2 separate regions of the Homo sapiens genome follow, and region 1 is linked to region 2. Evidence: read pairs that join two places in POLR2A ChIA-PET (ENCODE). Cell type or tissue: B cell. All regions are shown on one strand. Each heading gives the region's core, and the rest is flanking DNA. Links, peaks and the distances in the headings are about the cores only.

The links. ChIA-PET counts read pairs that join two places held together with the same protein. Peaks named below come from ENCODE experiments on the same cell type or tissue, not always from the same donor. Only the 100,000 strongest peaks of a DNase experiment are listed, where the experiment ranks them.
Region 1: POLR2A ChIA-PET joins it to region 2 with 7 read pairs; 2 of 35 experiments call an interaction of 5 or more read pairs at or near these places.

Annotation. Positions count from the first base shown.
Region 1 is chr11:118,557,565-118,563,404 of GRCh38, forward strand. IFT46 (intraflagellar transport 46) reads right to left here. Exons shown (of 12, transcript NM_001168618.2): 3 at 2,221-2,300. The coding sequence starts at 2,265. It also overlaps the pseudogene RPL5P30. Among named protein-coding and RNA genes, the nearest start is that of IFT46, 5.4 kb to the right of the region's middle. In B cell, for the core only: no CTCF peak of the experiment used is centred there; no DNase peak of the experiment used is centred there.
Region 2 is chr11:118,875,357-118,882,406 of GRCh38, forward strand. No RefSeq gene overlaps it. Among named protein-coding and RNA genes, the nearest start is that of CXCR5, 5.0 kb to the right of the region's middle. In B cell, for the core only: no CTCF peak of the experiment used is centred there; DNase peaks (open chromatin) are centred at 1,605 and 2,825; H3K4me3 peaks cover 1,089 bases; H3K27ac peaks cover 2,507 bases.

The sequences.
Region 1 (5,840 bases), core at 841-5,840, 320 kb before region 2:
CAAACCAGCAGTCCCAGGGACTATGGACTTTCCATTTTTGTTCAGTGATATTTCTCTTCATGGAGTATCTGACCTATCTGTATTTCCCTTCCCTTACCCCATAAATTACATAAAATGACTACACATTCTCTCTCAAGATAAACAGCTCTTTTGTTCTTGACATTATAACCTACCTTTCTGTGCTTCTGGCTCTCTCTGTACCATCCCACCCTCTCAAGTACATGAGAAGGGGTCTGGTGGCACTTGAGACTTGCAGGGGCAGGTGGAACAGGGTCCATGTCTTTGCCTCTGTGGCCTGGAGCCTGTGGCATGCCCTCCCTTAGGACCTGAAGGATGACCAATTGGCCCCCTTTAAAAGTAGGTTTTCAAAACTTGGTTTCTATATACCGTATGGCTTATACTGAGGTTAACACGTTTGATTCCAGTTGTTTAAAATTAATTTGTTTTTATGGTAAAGCAGCTATTGGCACACAAAATTGTGACACGTTACAGGACACCAAAAACTGCTTTTAGTCACATTTTGCTCTAAGAATAACAAATTTATTATACATAAAGTATATTCTAACTAAGCTGTAATATGCATGGCAGATAATGAAACACAGTTGCAGAATTTATTCAGTGACTATGCCTTATTAGTATATGACTGATAAGAACTTTCTAGAGCATTCTTTCTCAATTCAAGATTTGCCAAAATTATCCTTAGTCACATAGGAAGCAGTTTTGGCAGAGGGAACTTTTAAGAATATTGTCAGCCCGGGGTGGTGGCTCATGCCTGTAATCCCAGCACTTTGGGAGACCGAAGCAGGCGGATCATGTGGTCAGGAGTTCGAGACCAGCCTGACCAACATGGTGAAACCCCATCTCTACCAAAAATACAAAAATTAGCCAGGCGTGGTGGCGCACGCCTGTAATCCCAGCTACTCAGGAGGCTGAGGCAGGAGAATTGCTTGAACCCTGGAGGCGGAGGTTGCAGCGAGCTGAGGTCATGCCACTACACTCCAGCTTAGGCAACAGAGCGAGATGACTCTGTCTCAAAACAAAAACAAAAACCATTAAAATGCAGCCATCAGGCTGGGTACAGTGGCTCACACCTGTAATCCCAGCACTTTGGAAGGCCAAGGCAGGAGGATCACCTGAGGTCAGGAGTTCAAGACCAGTGTGGCCAACATGGCAAAACCCCATCTCTACTAAAAATACAAAAATTAGCCAGGCGAGTTGGTGCAGGCCTGTGATCCCCCAGCTACTCGGGAGGCTGAGGCATGAGAATTGCTTGAACCCAAGAGGCAGAGGTTGCAGTGAGTCAAGATCACTGCACTCCAGCCTGGGTGAAAGAGCAAGACTCTGTCTCAAAAAAAAAAAACAAACAAAAAAAACAGGCTGGGCACAGTGGCTTGTGCCTGTAATCCCAGCACCTTGGGAGGCCTCCCAAGTAGCTGGGATTACAGGCACCCGCCACCACGCCCAGCTAATTTTTTGTATTTTTATTAGAGATGGGGTTTCGCCATGTTGGACAGTCTGGTCTCAAACTCCTGACCTCAGGTGATCCGCCCGCCTCGGCCTCCCAAAGTGCTGGGATTACAGGAGTGCGCCACCACACCCGGCCAACATAAACGGTTTTTAAGAAATCATATGTGCAACTCTAAGGTCCTATATGTTTCTAGAGAGGTGGGCCTCTTGCCATGTTTCTTTCAGAAGCAGGGTGATTCTCTAGGTACACAGAATAACAGCAGCCAACATCTGGGTCTTAAGACCTCAAAATTAAAATCTCCTTCACAAAATACTGGCAGTATCACAAGTATTGACAATGAAAAAATGCCTAGACTGATAATTTCAAACTCGCTTTAGCATAAAATTACCTGGACTGCTTCCTAAAAAATATAAATTCCCAGGCTTTTACTTTTGAGATTCTGGGCTGGGACTGGGAATCCGTATATTTAAAAATAAGTACCTCAGTTGAGTATTATGATCAGGAAAGTTTGTGAAACACTGGCCTACATTATGTGAAATTCCTCACCAAAGTCAATTGTAGTAGTAGGCTTTATTCCTGAAGAAGGGTCAAAATCTCAAGGCTCTTTGTAACTGATTTTCCTCCATGAGCTCAAAGGTCCCTAACCCCTGGAGGTGAGTGTTCAAGAAATGTTTACCGTTGAACTGGTGTCATCTCTAACTACTAAAAACCCAAAGCAGAAATTCTACAAGAAGCTGTGAGTTTTACTGTACCTTGTTATTTTCCTCTTCACACTCATCACTGCTGTTATCAGCCATAGCCTTGTTAGGAAGATGGGCAGAACGAGGAAGTCCTTAGAAAAAAAGTTTTTCCTTTAGATTATTGTTAAAATGATTTTTAAAAACAAGTATTTTTTAGTTTTTAATATTTTATGCTCTAACCATTTTATAAAACAAGGTTTATTGGAACATCTGGCTAAAGAGACAGGAGACTGAATTCTAGTCATGGCTCTGCCAGTTCAATTCAAGATATATTTACTAAACATTACTGTGCTTAAGGCATTGGGTTAGACATTATACTATTCAAATTATCTGCCATTACATAAATAATATAAACTCTGGCCAGGGGCAGTGGCTCATGCCTATAATCCCAACACTTTGGGAAGGGGAGGCAGGAGGATCACTTGAGCCCAGGAGTTTGAGCCTAGACTGGACAATATGGCAAGATCCCATCTACAAAAAAAAAAAAAGAAAAAAAATTAGCTGGGTGTGATGCCATGCGCCTGTGGTCCCAGCTACTCGGGAGGCTGACGCAGGAGGTCTGCTTAAACCCAGGAGTTCGAGGCTGCAGTGAGCAGTGTCCAGTGTTCATGCTGCTGCACTCCAGCCCGGGCAACAGAGTGAGAGCCTGTCAGAAACGGAATGGGAGGGGAAGGGAGGGGAGGGGAGGGGAGGGGAGGGGAGGGGGAAAAGAAAAGAAAGAGAAAAATATACACTCTGCCCTTAGTTTACACATTAGTCAAATTAGGTTAATAACTAGTAAAGTACAGAGTGCTGAATTCATACTAAGAGTGGGTTTGAAGAAAAATTACTTAAAATGATTTTGCCTTTTCACCCCCTAGCACTGCTGGGCCGGCAGGTCTCTGTCGAGCCGCAAACGCGGGTCTCTGTTCCGCAGAATGGGGTTTATTAAAGTTGTTAAGAATAAAGCCTACTTTAAGAGATACCAAGTGAAATTTAGAAGACGACGAGAGGGTAAAACTGGTTACTATCCTCAGAAATGCTTGGTGATACAGGATAAAAATAAATACAACACACCCAAATATAAGATGATAGTTCGTGTAACAAACAGAGATATCATTTGTCAGACTGCTTATGCCCGTATAGAGGGGGATATAGTCTGCGCAGCATATGCACACAAACTGCCAAAATGTGGTGTGAAGGTTGGCCTGACAAATTATGCTGCAACTTATTGTACTGGCCTGCTGCTGGCCCGCAGGCTTCCCAATAGGTTTGGCATGGACAAGATCTATGAAGGCCAAGTGGAGGAGACTGGCAATGAATACAATGTGGAAAGCATTGATGGTCAGCCAGGTGCCTTTACCTGCTATTTGGATACAGGTCTTGCCAGAACTACCACTGGCAATAAAGTTTTTGGCACCCTGAAGGGAGCTGTGGATGGAGGCTTGTCTGTCCCTCACAGTACCAAACGATTCCCTAGTTATGATTCTGAAAGCAAGGAATTTAATGCAGAAGTACACCAGAAGCACATCATGGGCCAGAATGTTGCAGATTACATGCACTACTTAACAGAAGAAGATGAAGATGCTTACAAGAACCAGTTCTCTCAATGCATAAAGAAGAGCGTAACTCCAGACATGATGGAAGAGATGTATAAGAAAGCTCATGCTGCTATATGAGAGAATCCAGTCTATGAAAAGAGGCCCAAGAAAGAAGTTAAAAAGAATAGGTGGAACTGTCCCAAAATGTCCCTTGCTCAGAAGAAACATCAGGTAGCTTAAAAGAAGGCAAGCTCCCTCAGAGCTCAGGAGCAGGCTGCTGAGAGCTAAACCAAACAATTTTCTATAAAGATTTTTCAGATAAAGACGATAAACATATGGACAGAAAAAAAAAAGATTTAACCTCTTTGAGTCTCAGTATTCCCACCTCTAAATGGGGTCACTAATATTTCTAACCCAGGCCTCTTATAAGGATCAAGTGAAAAAATTTATGTGCAAGGAACTGACCCAGGGCCTGGCAAATAATAGTCACAAGTTTGAATCCGAATCAGTATGCAAAGATAAGAGCAATTTTTAAATATTCTGAACAATTAAAAGGATAATTAATGACAGGCGCAGTGGCTCACACCTGTAATCCCAGCACTCTAAGAGGCGGAGGCAGGCAGATTGCTTGAGCCTAGGAGTTCAAGACCAGCCTGGGCAACACGGTGAAACCCTGTCTCTACAAAAAATACAAAAATTAGGCCGGGCACAGTGGCTCCTGCCTGTAATCCCAGCACTTTGGGAGGCTGAGGCGGGTGGATCACCTGAGGTCAGGAGTTCGAGACCAGCCTGGCCAACATGGTGAAACCCCGTCTCTACTAAAAATACAAAAAAATTAGCCAGGTGTGGTGGCACACTCCTATAATCCCAGCTACTCAGGAGGCTGAGGCAGGAGAATCGCTTGAACCTGGGAGGTTGAGGTTGCAGTGGGCCGAGATCACGCCATTGCACTCCAGCCTGGGCGACAGAGCAAGACTCCATCTCAAAAAAAAAAAAAATTAGCTGGACATGGGGGCATGGGCTGGTAGTCCCAGCTACCGGGGGTTCTGAAGCAGGAGGACTGCATGAGCCCAGGAGGTCGAGGCTGCAGTGAACCGTGATCATGCTACCGCACTCCAGCCTGGGTGACAGAGCAAAACTCTGTCTCTATAAATAAAAAATTAAATTAAAATAAAAGTATAATTAGATGTAAGGCATTAACTGGAATGAAAACATGATAAATGATTTCTATATCAAATAAATGCAAATTAAACCCTTTTTTTATTTACTAAATTAGCCCAAATTAAAAACAAATTATAATATCCACAGCTGTCAAGAGCATAAACACGCTCAAGTCAAAAACCTAGGTGGCTAGGTCCCAAAGAATTGAAAACAGGGACTCAAATGGACACTTGTACACCTCTGTTCATAGCAGTGTTATTCACAATAGCCAAAATATGAAAACAACCCGAGTGTCCATTAACAAATGAATGAATTAAAAAACGTGGCATAGGCTTGGTGCGGTGGCTCACGCCTGTAATCCCAACACTTTGGGAGGCCGAGGTGGGTGGATCACAAGGTCAGGAGATCGAGGCCATCCGGGCCAACATGGTGAAACCCCGTCTCTACTAAGAATACAAAAAATTAGCTGGGTGTGGTGGTGTGCACCTGTAGTCCCAACTACTCAGGAGGCTGAGGCAGGAGAGTCGCTTGAACCCGGGAGGCGTAGGTTGCAGTGAGCCAAGATCGTGCCACTGCACTCCAGCCTGGGTGACAGAGCGAAATTCAGTCTCAAAAAAAAAAAAAAGTGCAATATACATGCAATGGAATATTACTCAGCCTTAAAAAGAAAGTCTACATTCAACAACACAGATGAACCTTAAGAACATCACAATAAGTGAAGTAAGTCAGCCACAAAAGGATAAATACAGTATGATTTCACTTATGTGGTTCCCAGAATAAGCAAACTCATACAGACAGTAGAATAGTGGTTACCAGGGAGGAGTGGAAGCAAGCAATAGGGAACTATTGTTTTGAAGGGTATGGATTTTCTGTTCAGGATGATCTGGAAATAGTGGCGATGGTTAAACAACATTGTGAATGTACTTAATGTTATTTAATTGCACACTTAAA
Region 2 (7,050 bases), core at 931-5,930:
CATGTCCAACTAGCTTGTGATATAAAATATATTTCTTCCTATGGGTCATGATCAAAGTGACAGGATTACATGACATGCTGAAAGCTAACTAGTAGAGCTCATGCATTACTTATTAGAGTAGAGCTGAGACCGACCAGAGAGATAGAGGTGCAACCTGTCAGAGCCCGGGAGGCACCACAGAAATCTCAACGGTGCCAGGGTGGGGCCCAGGGAGGCCGGTGTTCTGGGAAAACCAACTGTTGTGTGCTGGTTGTATGAAGTGCTGTGTTGTTGTGGGTTGTGTGCTGGTTGTATGAGGTGCTGTGTTCTTCCTGTTGTGTGTTGTGTGCTGGTTGTATGAAGTGCTGTGTTGTTGTGGGTTGTGTGCCGGTTGTATGAGGTGCTGTGTTCTTCCTGTTGTGTGTTGTGTGCTGGTTGTATGAGGTGCTGTGTTGTTGTTGTAGGTTGTGTGCCGGTTGTATGAGGTGCTGTGTCGTTGCTGTGGGTTGTGTGCTGGTTGTATGAGGTGCTGTGTTCTTCCTGTTGTGGGTTGTGTGCTGGTTGTATGAGGTGCTGTGTCGTTGTTTTGGGTTGTGTGCTGGTTGTATGAGGTGCTGTGTTGTTGCTGTGGGTTGTGTGCTGGTTGTATGAGGTGCTGTGTCATTGTTGTTGATTGTGTGTTGGTTGTATGAGGTGCTGTGTTGCTCTGGAGAGACGTCAACTATGGCACCCTTTGTGTGGAGGGACTGAAGGCCCTGCTGGGTGGTTGGGAGCTCCAGGTTGGAAAACAAGCTGTGTGGGGACGAGTTTACCAATTGGTATATGGCTGTGTACCAGTCCTACGTGGCCTAGAGCGGTGGTTCTAGGAGTGTAGTTCTCAGGCCAGCAGCATAGCGTCACCTGGACACTCTTAGAAATGCACATTATCAGGTCCCACCCCAGACCTCCCGAATCAGACACTCTCGTGGTGGGGCCTGGCAACCTGGAGGTAACAAGCCCTCCTGGTGACTCTGAGGCATAAAGTGTGAGGAGCACTCCCCTGGGGATGCCTGTTTGGCATTCTGTGTTTGGCGTGTCTTTGCGCAAGCAGGCAGGGTCTGGTCTCAGAGCGGCCTTGCTGGGAAGCAGACATGCTGGGCCTCCAGTGCAGCGTTTCTTCTGTCACCCACTCAGCCTTACAGCCTACCCAGCGCATGCGCCCACAGCACTTAGGTGCGAAGGAATGCTGCACGTTTCCCCCATTCCCTGTGCCTTCCACACTGCTGACTCCACCCACACTACCTTAGCAACACGGTAGAGTTTTGCATATTCTTTGAAAATGTGCCCAGTTGCATGTGAATATGAGCATGCCAACTTGCATGATGTGTCTGTTTTGCCTTCTCTGTTAGACAAGGTGCTCCTCCATCAGAATCTCGCCTCTGGCTGCCGCAGTACTCAGTATACAAACACCTGATCCAAGCACCAGACTCACTCTAACCCTGGCCACACAACCTGCCCCAGGCCGACGTTCCCAAGCTCATTTGTGGCCCCCATGACCTTGTGGTAACCTTGATGTGCCTACCCAGCACCTGCAGCCCATTTCCTCCCTGCAGGACTCTACCTGTTTCCTAACGAGAGGGGAGCTGTGCGTGGGTGCAGGCTGCCGGCAATGACAGCCTTTACCACCCCACTTCCTGTGTTGACTTGTAATGGGGTGTTGGGTCCCTGCTGTCTGAGTGAGCTGTGAACATTCATGCTACTTCCCATTACTGTCTGAAGCTTGGTTTCCACATCTGCAGTGTGGTAATAAAAATACCCAACACTTTGCCGGACGCGGTGGCTCATGCCTGTGATCCCAGCACTTTGGGAGACCAAGGCAGGTGGATCACCTGAGGTCAGGAGATCGAGACCATCCTGGCCAACATGGTGAAACCCCGTCTCTACTAAAAATACAAAAAATTAGCTGGGCGTGGCGGCACGTGCCTATAATCCCAGCTACTCGGGAGGCTGAGGCAGGAGAATTGCTTGAACCAGGGAGTCGGAGGTTGCAGTGAGCCGAGATGGTGCCACCACATTCCAGCCTGGCGACAGAGCGAGACTCCGTCTCAAAAACAAAACAAAACAAAAAACCCAACACTCAAAGACTGTTCAGGGAATGAAAAGAAATGATGTGTGAAAAACCTATCATAGTTCATGGCACATAGAAAGTACCTGATGAGGAGCCTGTGCAGGATTTAGCCATAGTTTTCCCCTTAGCCAGCCAGGTAAGTGCCTGTCCTTTGCAAAATGGCGCCTCTGAGAGACGGGCCGTGTGGTCTTGTGGAGGGAGCCCTGGATTTGGTGCCTACAGGGCTGACTTCAGGCTCTGACTCTGCAACGAACCCTCCCTGCAATCACGAGCAAGAAAATGAGACTCTGTTTCCTTGTCCTCACAAAATACGGCCAGGAGTGATGCCAATCCCTCCGGCACAAGCCGCTTCAAGGACTACATATAATTAAATGTGAAGATTAAGTGAAATATAAAGATTAAGTAACATTAAATTTAAACTTTCATGGGACTGTGTAGACCGGTGACTGCTATGCAAGTCTATGGCGAGTTTCCTTCAGTGCTGAGAGGTATACCCTACTCTTCCTGAGGCTGATGAGGTAGGGACCTGGGAGCTCTGTTCTCAGCTGTTGGGAAAGACCCAGAGAAAGAAGAGAACAAAGTCTCTGGCCATGTCAGAGAGGGAGAGAGTCCTAGGTTAATAGAAGGGGAAACCCCAGCCCGTTCCCTGTAGCAGCACCCCAAAACTGTGTGGAACAGCTTACTTTTTCTGTGGAATATAGAAAATGAACTCCAAGACAAGTGATTGTATCTAATCTCTGGAACAAATAGAAATTTAATGTAATCCATGGACTGTAAAGTATAATTACTGAGAAAAATACACCTGAGCTGATGTAAGCGGCCACCCTTGCCTAAACCAGACACAAACCCAGTCTTGGCGGAAGTATCAGTAGTCTTTCTGTCTTTTTTTTTTTTTTTTTTTTTCTGAGATAGGATCTTGCTTTGTCATCCAGCCTGGAGTGCAGTGGTGCAATCTCAGCTCACTACAACCTCGACCTCCTGGGCCCAAGCAATCCTCTCACCTCAACCTCCTGAGTAGCTGGAAGCACTAGTGTGCACCACCAGCTAATATTTTTATTTTTTGTAGAGATGGGGTATCCTATGTTGCCCAGGCTGGTCTCGAACTCCTGGGCTCAAGTGATCCTCCCCCCTTGACCTCCCAAAATGCTGGGATTACAGAGGCGAGCTACCATGTTCAGCCTCCAGTGGTCATTTTGACGAGAAGGCTAGAAAACAATTTAGCCTCAATTAGACTGCCTATGGGGTGGGGATTGGGATCCTGCATAGGTGAAATATAAACAAGTTGCACACTGAAATAAAACCTGAGCTGCCTGACCTGGAAGGGTCCTCTGCCATCCGATTGTCACACACAGATGGAACCTCTGACATCTCCTCTTCAAAGGCAAAGGATCGCAGCTTAAGCGTTGCCCTCTCTATCCTAGGGAGCTAGTCTGACTTTATGTGTGTGAAGATTGTAAGATCATGGTTTCTAGTAGAGGCAGTAACTCTCTGAGCCTTCTCAAAACAATATTAGAACTCACGGTTGCTGGGCATGGTGGCTCATGCCTGTAATCCCAGCACTTTGGGAGTCTGAGGCAGGCGGATCGGTTGAGCCTAGGAGTTCAAGGCCAGCCTGGGCAACATGGTGAAACTCTGTCTTGACAAAAAACATAAAATTAGCCAGGTGAGGTGGCATGTGCCTGTAGTCCCAGCAACTCGGGAGGCTGAGGCAGGAAGATGGCTTGAGCTCAGGAGGTCAAGGCTGCAGTGAGCCATGATCGTACCACTGCCCTCCAGCCTGGGTGATGAAATGAGATCCTGTCTCAAAAAAAAAAAAAAAGAAAAAGAAAAAGCCTCAAGGTCAGAAGGTATTTACCACTGGGGGCAAACTGAGTTGACTATCAAAGGTCAGAGGCTAACACAAGTAGACCCTGGGAAGCTGTAGTGTGTTCACCATCTGGAGAGAAGAATGGGATCTCTGAATAGGCCCAAAAAGTCAAAGACTTCAGGTGACAGTCACAGATGTGTCTAATGTGTGACGCCTGAGTCAGCCATAGAGAAGCTGGTAGGCTACCTCTCTGCTGCCCAAACCATCATAGCTGAAACTACTGGCCAGAGCCTGCTGCTATAGCACCTGGGAAGCAGTCTTAAGCCTCCCCCAAAACTCTTTTTCTAGGCCTACAGCACATGTGGAAAATATAGAGAACTGTGGAAAGAGTAGGAGAGGAGAAGGCCATAAGAGCAGCTCCTACCTTGTCCAGTACATGCTCCAACCACTTCCTTGCTCCTCCCCCTGCCCTATCTCATCATCATTATTGCCATAGCCACACCACCATACACAGAAGGCCCATGATGTGCCAGGCACAAGGTAATTCTTTTTTTTTTTTTTTTTTTGAGACGGAGTCTTACTCTGTCACCAGGCTGGAGTGCAGTGGTGCCATCTCGGCTCACTACAACCTCCGCCTCCCAGGTTCAAGTGATTCTTCTGCCTCAGCCTCCTGAGTAGCTGGGACTACAGGTGCCCACCACCACACCCAGCTAATTTTTGTATTTTTAGTAGAGACGGCGTTTCACCATGTTGGCCAGGATGGTCTCAATCCCTTGACCTCGTGATCTGCCCACCTCAGCCTCCCAAAGTGCCGGGATTACAGGTGTGAGCCACTGCACCCGGCCATGCCCGGGTAGTTCTGTCGCCCGCACTGGAGTGTGGTGGCGCAATCTCTGCTCACTGCAAGCTCCGCCTCCCGGGTTCACGCCATTCTCCTGCCTCAACCTCCCAAGTAGCTGGGACTACAGGCACCCACCACCACGCCTGGCTAATTTTTTGTATATTTAGTAGAGACGGGGTTTCACCATGTTAGCCAGGATGGTCTTGAACTCCTGACCTCGTGATCCACCCACCTCAGCCTCCCAAAGTGCTGGGATTACAGGCGTGAGCCACTGCGCCCGGCCAGATAATTCTTTCTACACATTTTTTCCAAGCAGTTCTCATCATGTCCCACACTGTCCACCCTGTCCCCCTCTCCAGGCACACCAAGCCTTCACTCTCTCCAAGCCTCCAGTGGCCAAGACTTCCATGAAGTCTTTCCTGACCTTTGGGTATAGTAAGTCTCTAATGGCATGAAGCAGGGTTCTGGTTTTGGCTTCATCCTGTCAATATTTGCCATCAGGACTTGGATAGACCCAAGGATGACTAATCTATGTTGTTATCACATCACCAGATGACAGAATTGGGATCAGAAAAATTTCCCTTTATAGGTTGCAACAATGGCCCAGAACCTTCAAAATGAAATCCTTTAGGCATGTTATTAAGAGGAGTAGGACCCTGCAGGAAAGTCCAATTGTATTGTAGTTACATAGTTATAGAAGTATGGAATCTTTTTTTTTTTTTTTTTTGAGTGTCACCAAGGCTAGAGGGCAGTGGTGTGATCATGGCTCATTGCAGCCTCAACCTCCTGGGCTCAAGCGATCCGCCTATCTCAGCCTCCTGAGTAGCTGGGACTACAGGTGTGTGCCACCATGCCCAGCTAATTTTTGAATTTTTTGTAGAGACGAGGTTTCACCATGTTGCCCAGGCTAGTCTCAAATTCCTGGGCTCAAAGGATTCTCCCATCTTGACCTCCCAAAGTGCTGGGATTACAGGCATGAGCAACCACGCCCTGCCAAGTATAGAGTCTTGAACAAGGAAATGCATATCGTCCTATATTTTTTCCTAGTCAGATAATATCTAGACCATTAACCAGAAATCACCCAGAGGTCAAAAAACAGGGCGTCAAAGGACCCAGAAACCAAGTCTGCAAATAACGACTGAAGACACTGTGGAAGTGTGTTTGGGAGACAACAAGACTCTCAGGATGTGCTGGCTGTCTTCAGAGGATGCTTATTGGAAGAGGAGTCAGACAGTCCAGACAGAAGGCACAGCCAGGACCTCTGGAGAGGAGTTACAGGAAGACATATTTTGACTCATCATAAGGAATAAGTTTCTAATCATGAAACCATCCTCCACTGAAACATGATCTATTGAAAGGAGCAAATGTCTCACCTTCATTGATGTTCGTATTCATTGATTCTGGGTGATCATCTGATAAGGATGCAGTGACGAGAATCTTGCATTTGCTGGGGGTGGGGGTGTGGTTGAGGATAGTCTGGTTTATATTCCAAAGTTCCTTTCAATTCCTCTATGATTCTATACGCTGTACTCCTTCCTGATCAATGTCCCTAGCCAGGGTGGCCAAGGCTAAGTCAAGTATGCTAAGGGATTGGAGGGGCAGGGATATTGAGAATAGGGTGAATGGAAGGATGAGGAGTTCCCAGCAAGCTTGGGACACAGGAAACCTTGGGGCAGCTTCCTCCTGGAGGTTTCAGGACTGTACGTGCTGGAGAAGAAGTGTGATGCCTTGTCCTGAAAGCCGTCTTCTTTGAAAGCAGCTTCTAAAGGCAGTGAATGGAGAAGAGCGAGGAAACGACCCCAATACCACCAACAGAGGCTGGAAACTCCTCAGGCTGTTTAATCCTAAGAATGATGCATCTGTTGGCCGGGCACGGTGGTTCACATCTGTAATCCTAGCACTTTGGGAGGCTGAGGCAGGCGGATCACCTTAGGTCAGGAATTCAAGACCAGACTGACCAACATGGAGAAACCCCATTTCTACTAAAAATACAAAATTAGCCGGGCGTGGTAGCGCATGCCTGTAATCCCAGCTACTCGGGAGGCTGAAGCAGGAGAATTGCTTGAATCCGGGAGGTGGAGTTTGTGGTGAGCTGAGATCTCGCCATTGCACTCCAGCCTGGGCAACGAGAGCAAAATTCTGTCTCAAAATAAATAAATAAAAATACAAAATTAGCCGGGCGTGGTGGTGCATGCCTGTAATCCCAGATGCTCGGGAGGCTGAGGCAGGAGAATCGCTTGAACCTGGGAGGTGGAGGTTGTGGTGAGCCAAGATCATGCCATTGCACTCCAGCCTGGGCAAGAAGTGCAAAACTCT